2 separate regions of the Homo sapiens genome follow, and region 2 is linked to region 1. Evidence: read pairs that join two places in POLR2A ChIA-PET (ENCODE). Cell type or tissue: GM12878. All regions are shown on one strand. Each heading gives the region's core, and the rest is flanking DNA. Links, peaks and the distances in the headings are about the cores only.

Region 1 (2,912 bases), core at 188-2,687:
AGGGAACAAACCAGTAACACACGGGATTCAATGTGTGTAAAATCTTAGAATCTACTTATTTATTTAGTTATTTAGTTTTTGTTTTTCTGAGATAGAGTCTGGCTCTGTTCCCCAGGCAGGAGTGCAGTGAACCAATCTCAGCTCACTGCAACCTCTGCTTCCTGGGCTCAAGTCATCCTCCCACCTTAGCTTCTCAAGTAGCTAGGATTACAGGCGTGTGCCATCATGCCTGGCTAATTTTCATATTTGTAGTAGAGACGGGGTTTTGCCATGTGGCCCAGGCTGGTTTCAAACTCCTGAGCTCAAGCAATCCCCCTGCCTTGGCCTCCCAAAGTGCTGGGATTATGGACGTAAGCCATTGTTTCCAGCCAGGAATCTATTTAAAATGCACAACCAATTTAGAAAAAAGATTATTTTATACACTGCCTCTCTCCTATGGAGGAGTGATTCTTTTTTTTTTGAGATGGAGTCTCACTCTGTTGCCCAGGCTGGAGTGCAGTAGCATGATCTTGGCTCACTGCAACTCTGCCTACGAGATTCAAGCGATTCTCTTGCCTCAGCCTCCAGAGTAGCTGGGACTACAGGTATGCACCACCATGCCCAGCTAATTTTTGCATTTTTAGTAGAGAGGGGGTTCCACCATGTTGGCCAGACTGGTCTTAAACTCCTGAACTCAAGTAATCTGCCTGCCCCAGCTCCCCAAAGTGCTGTGATTACAGGTGTGAGCCACCACGCCTGGCCAGAGCAGCGAGTCTTAAAGTGTGTGTGTGTGTGTGTGTGTGTGTGTGTGTGTGTATGCGTGTGGTGTTAGTGTATGGGTGTGTTAGCGTATGGGTATATGATTTTGTGTCCTATGGGACATTTGGCAATGTGTGTATATATTTTTGGTTTACACAATTTGCGGGGATGGGGGTTGCTACTGGCATTTAGTGGGTAGAGGCCCAGGGTGCTGCTAAGCACCCTGCAATAAATAGGAGAGCTCCCATAGTAAAGAGTTACCCATCTCCAGCCCCAAATGTGGCCCCTCAACTACAGTACTACTGTTGAAAAATTCTGCTATAGAAAATGTCAGTCTACAATGAGAATTAAATCACAAAATGGGGCCTGGTGCATGCCTGGCATCCCAGGCTCACGCCTGCAATCCCAGCACTTTGGGAGGCCAAGGCGGGTGGATCACCTGAAGCCAGGAGTTTGAGACCAGCCTGGGCAACAAGCAAGACCCTGTCTCTACAAAAAATACAAAAACTAGCTGGGCGTGGTGGCATGCACCTGTGGTCTCAGCAACTTGGGAGGCTGAGGTGGGAGGATCAATTGAGCCTAGGAGGTTGAGGTTGCAGTGAGCTATTATCACGTCACTGCACTCCAGCCTGCAAGACAGAGTGAAAGTCTGTCTCTAAAAAAATAAAAATCAAATCAAATCACAAAATGGATCTTACTCCAGTTAAAACAGTTGATGCTGAAATGCTCTTATTTTCTAAAGCCCCTTGTTGCTAGCCCACTATCAAGATCCTCAGCAATAGGTACAACAGCTAAAAGAGAACTCTCAGCTGGAAGCTTGAAGCAGGTATGGAGAGTGCTCTGCTTACCAGATCGAAACAGAAGAGTGTGGCTGTGACACAAAGAGTCCCTCAACATTTGTGTATTTCCCTTTGCTAATGAGCAACGCAAGTGTTTTCATTTTTTCGGTTCCTCTGAAGCTAGCCAGCCATGGTGATATAATGATTCACACCTCTGCCTTACTCAGGAGTGTGCATGATCGCCAGGGCTTTGCTGCTACGTTAGTCTTACTTCCAGGCCACATCTACATGGGGAAGTCTAGGGGTCTTCCCAGCCCCACAATGACCTCCTCAAGAACTCAAGTATCATTATTCAAGGCATGACTGAAAATGCAGATAATGTGGGATTATGCAGCGTGATTCCTAGGTAGAGAGGCAATTTTGCATCTAGTTTAATGCAGAGATTAAAATAATTTTCCAACTCGTCGTTGAAGACAAAGTTAGCTCTTTTTCATGGTGACACAGGGATGTGGAAGTTTCCCAGCCAACAAAAGGGGCCTGTGCAGGTCAGGTCTTCCTGCTCTGAGCCTCCAGGGCTGAGTACTGTGTAGTAGGAAGTACATTCCTGCTCTATCAGAAACATCTCGAACCTTTCTGGGAAACTTGCTCATGAAATAACACTTTCTGAATTCGGTTCACTGGGCCTATGGCCATCTACCATATGACTTTCTTTAGGAAAGCCCAATTTTAGAAAATCTAATTTAGCCAGAGTATGGTGTGTGCTTATGCGTGCTCCTAAAAGCTTCCTTTTTGCCCAGGGATTCATTCATTCCAACTTTAAATAGCCAGCATCTTAGCCAGCATATTAAGTTAAAAAAAAAAAAAAGATTTGACTGACATCAAACTTTTCAGAAATTCTTCTAAAGCCAGTAGGTAACTTCTGCAAATGCTGGGGCCCCCTGAATTATTTAGAAGCTTAATTCCTGGGTGACAAAATAATCTGTACAACAACCCCCTCCCATGACACAAGTTTACCATATAAGAAACCTACACAAGTACCCCTGAACTTAATATACAAGTTAAAAAAGAAAGCAAAGGTGAAGTGGAAGAAAGAACAAGACAATAGTGGGGAAAAGGCGCTGGGGTGTTTATCCCTGCCCTCCTCCCGCCAGCTCCAACCCTCTCAGGTGTCTTCGTGTTCCCAGTTAGAAAAGCAAATGCACAAACACGCCTGAATTCAGAGAGGACTGGAGGTAGGGGTTCTGACTTCAGGACGGAGTGAAGCAGCTGGGAGGCTCCTGGAAGACAGATGTTTCTGTGTAGAGTAACTTCAAAGTGATGCTGTCCAAAGGGTTCACTTGCCTCTTAAGGTGCCTTCTAGCTCCTCTCGTAACGGTTTGTTCTTTTATATTGAAC
Region 2 (2,912 bases), core at 207-2,706, 110 kb after region 1:
TATGTTTGTCCATTTTTCCATAGACCATTTGGAAAGTGATCTATTATCCATAAATGACATATATTGATCATAAATTAGGAAAGTCCATAGATCTTTTGACTACATATATGAGCGTATATTACTGGGCTCTCTATTCTGTTCCATTGGTCTATATGTCTATCTTTATGCCAGTACCATACTATTTTGATTACTGTAGCTTTGTTTTATATACATATAAAACAAACATATACATATTTTTTAAAAGGGCCTTATTATGTTGCCCAGCCTGGAGTGCAGTGGTTATTCATAGGTGAGATTATAGTTCACTACAGCCCAAAACTCCTAGGCTCAAGTCTCCTGCCTTAGCCTCCCAAGTAGCATGCCACTATGCCCAGCTTGTATCACCTTTTAAAATCAGGAAGCATGGGGCCTGTGGCTTTATTCTTCTTTCTTACTACTGTTTTGGCTCTCTGGGGTCCTTTGTGGTTCCATAGGAATTTTAGGATTTTTTTTCTATTTCTGCAAAAAAAAAAAAAAAAAAAATGCCACTGGGATTTTGACTGGGATTGCACTGAATCTGTGAATCATCTTTGATAATATGAACATTTTAACAATATTACATTTTCCACTCTATGAACATAGAATGTCTTTCTATTTATGTCTCCTTTAATTTCTTTCAGCAGTGTTTTGTAGTTTTCAGTGTAAACATCTTTTACCTAAGTGTTTTATTCTTTTTGATTCTATTGTAAATAGAATTTTCTTAACTTCCTTTTTTGATTGCTCATTGTTAGTGCAGAGAAATGCCAACTGATTTTTTTGTGTGTTGAATTTGTATCCTGCAACTGTGCTGAATTTATTAGTTGAGCAGCTTTTTTGGTAGAATCTTTAGTGTTTCCTACGTACTAGGTCATGTCATTGGTTAACATAGATAATCACTCTTTTCCTATTTGGATGTCTTTTATTTCTCTTTCTCGCCTGGATAGGACTTCTGGTCTTATGTTGAATAGAGGTGGTCAGAGTAGACATCCTTGCCCTATTCCTAGTCTTAGACAAAAAGCTTTTTTATACCACTGAATATGATATTAGCTGTTGGCTTATCATATATGGTCTTTAGTATGTTGAGGTAATTTCCTTCTATTCCAAGTGTGTTTAGTGTTTTTATCATGAAACGGTGTTGAATTTTGCCAAGTACTTTTTCTGCATCAATTGAGATGATCATGTGGTTTTATCTTTCGTTCCATTAATGTGGTGTATTACATCAGTCTTCATGTTGAACCATCTTTGCATTTCAGAAATAAATCCCAGTTGAACACATATAATCCTTTTACTACGTTGAATTTGGTTTACTAGTATTTTGTTCAGAATTTTTTAACGAGGCCAGGCATGGTGGCTCACTCCTGTAATCCCAGCACTTTGGGAAGCTGAGGTGGGTGGATCACTTGAGGTCAGGAGTTCAAGACCGGGCTGGTCAACATGGTGAAACTCCACCTCTACTAAAAATACAAAAATTAGCCGGGCTTGGTGGCGGGCACCCGTAATCCCAGCTACTCAGGAGGCTGAGGCAAGAGAATCGCTTAAACCTGCGAAGTGGAGGTTGCAGTGATTGCACCACTGCACTCCAGCCTGGGTGACAGAGCTAGACTCTGTATTGGAAAAAAAAAATTTTTTTTTGAATCAATATTGATATTGGTTTGTAGTATAGTATCTTTGTTTACTTACAGTATCTTTATCTCATTTTGGTATCAAGGTAATGATGGCCTTGTAGAATAAGTTTGAAAGCATTCTCTCTTCAATTTTTTGTAAGAGTTTTACAAGGACTGGTGTTAATTCTTCTTTAAACATTTGGTAGAATTTTCTAGTGAAGCCATCTGGCCTTGGGCTTTTCTTTGTTGGGAAGTTTTTGGTTACTGATTCCATCTTTTTACTAGTTATGGGTCTGTTCAGATTTTTCATGATTCAGTCTTGGTAGGTCGTAGGTTTCTAGAAGTTTATCTGTTCTTCTAGATTATCCAATTTGTTGGCATATAATTGTTCATAGTAGTCTTTTATGATACTTTGACTTTTTTTAGCAATGTCTTTTCTTTCACTTCTGATAGTTGTTATTTTTGTTTTTTCATAGTTGAGCTAAGGGTTTGTCAATTCTGTCAATCTTTTCAAAAAACCAACTAAGTGTTGCTTTTTTTTTTTTTTTCTTTTTTGGTCCTGCTCTGTTGCCAAGGCTGGAGTGCAGTGGCACGATCAGAGCTCACTGCAGCGGCACGATCAGAGCTCACTGCAGCCTTGAGCCTTGACCTCCTGAGCTCAAGTGATTCTCCTACCTCTGCCTCCCAAGTAGCCGGGATTACTTTTTTTTTTTTTTTTTTTTTTTTTGGAGACAGGGTCTCACTCCATCACCCAGGCTGGAGTGCAGTGGTGTGATCTCAGCTCACTCCACCTCCTGGGTTCAATGAATTCTCATGCCTCAGTCTTCTGAGTAGCTGGGATTACAGGTGTGTGCCACCATACCTGGCTAATTTTTTGTATTTTTAGTAGAGATGGGGTTTTACCATGTTGGCCAGGCTAGTCTTGGCAAACCCTGCCTCAAGTGATCCACGTGCCTTGGGCTCCCAAAGTGCTGGGATTACAGGCATGGGCCACTGTGCCGTCACTTAAAAATTTTTTTTGTAGAAATGAGGCTAATTTTTAAATTTTTTGTAGAGATGAGGTTCTACTATGTTTTCTAAGCTTGTCTCAAACCCCTGAGCTCAAGCAGTCCTCCTGCCTCAGCCTCCCAAAATGTTGGGATTACAGGCACGAGCCATTGCACCCAGCCAAGTATTGCTTTCTTGATTGCAAAAATCACATACCCTTATAGCATACAAATGTATATATGTATTCATGGGTTCTCATATTCACTGATTATAAGTTCACCTATTACTATAATCGAAAAGAAT

The links. Peaks named below come from ENCODE experiments on the same cell type or tissue, not always from the same donor. Only the 100,000 strongest peaks of a DNase experiment are listed, where the experiment ranks them.
Region 2: POLR2A ChIA-PET joins it to region 1 with 5 read pairs; 2 of 35 experiments call an interaction of 5 or more read pairs at or near these places.

The regions. Positions count from the first base shown.
Region 1 is chr3:32,437,954-32,440,865 of GRCh38, reverse strand. The region is part of intron 1 of CMTM7 (CKLF like MARVEL transmembrane domain containing 7); the gene reads right to left. Among named protein-coding and RNA genes, the nearest start is that of CMTM7, 48 kb to the right of the region's middle. In GM12878, for the core only: no CTCF peak of the experiment used is centred there; a DNase peak (open chromatin) is centred at 1,695; H3K27ac peaks cover 792 bases.
Region 2 is chr3:32,327,808-32,330,719 of GRCh38, reverse strand. The region is part of intron 1 of CMTM8 (CKLF like MARVEL transmembrane domain containing 8); the gene reads right to left. Among named protein-coding and RNA genes, the nearest start is that of CMTM7, 63 kb to the left of the region's middle. In GM12878, for the core only: no CTCF peak of the experiment used is centred there; no DNase peak of the experiment used is centred there.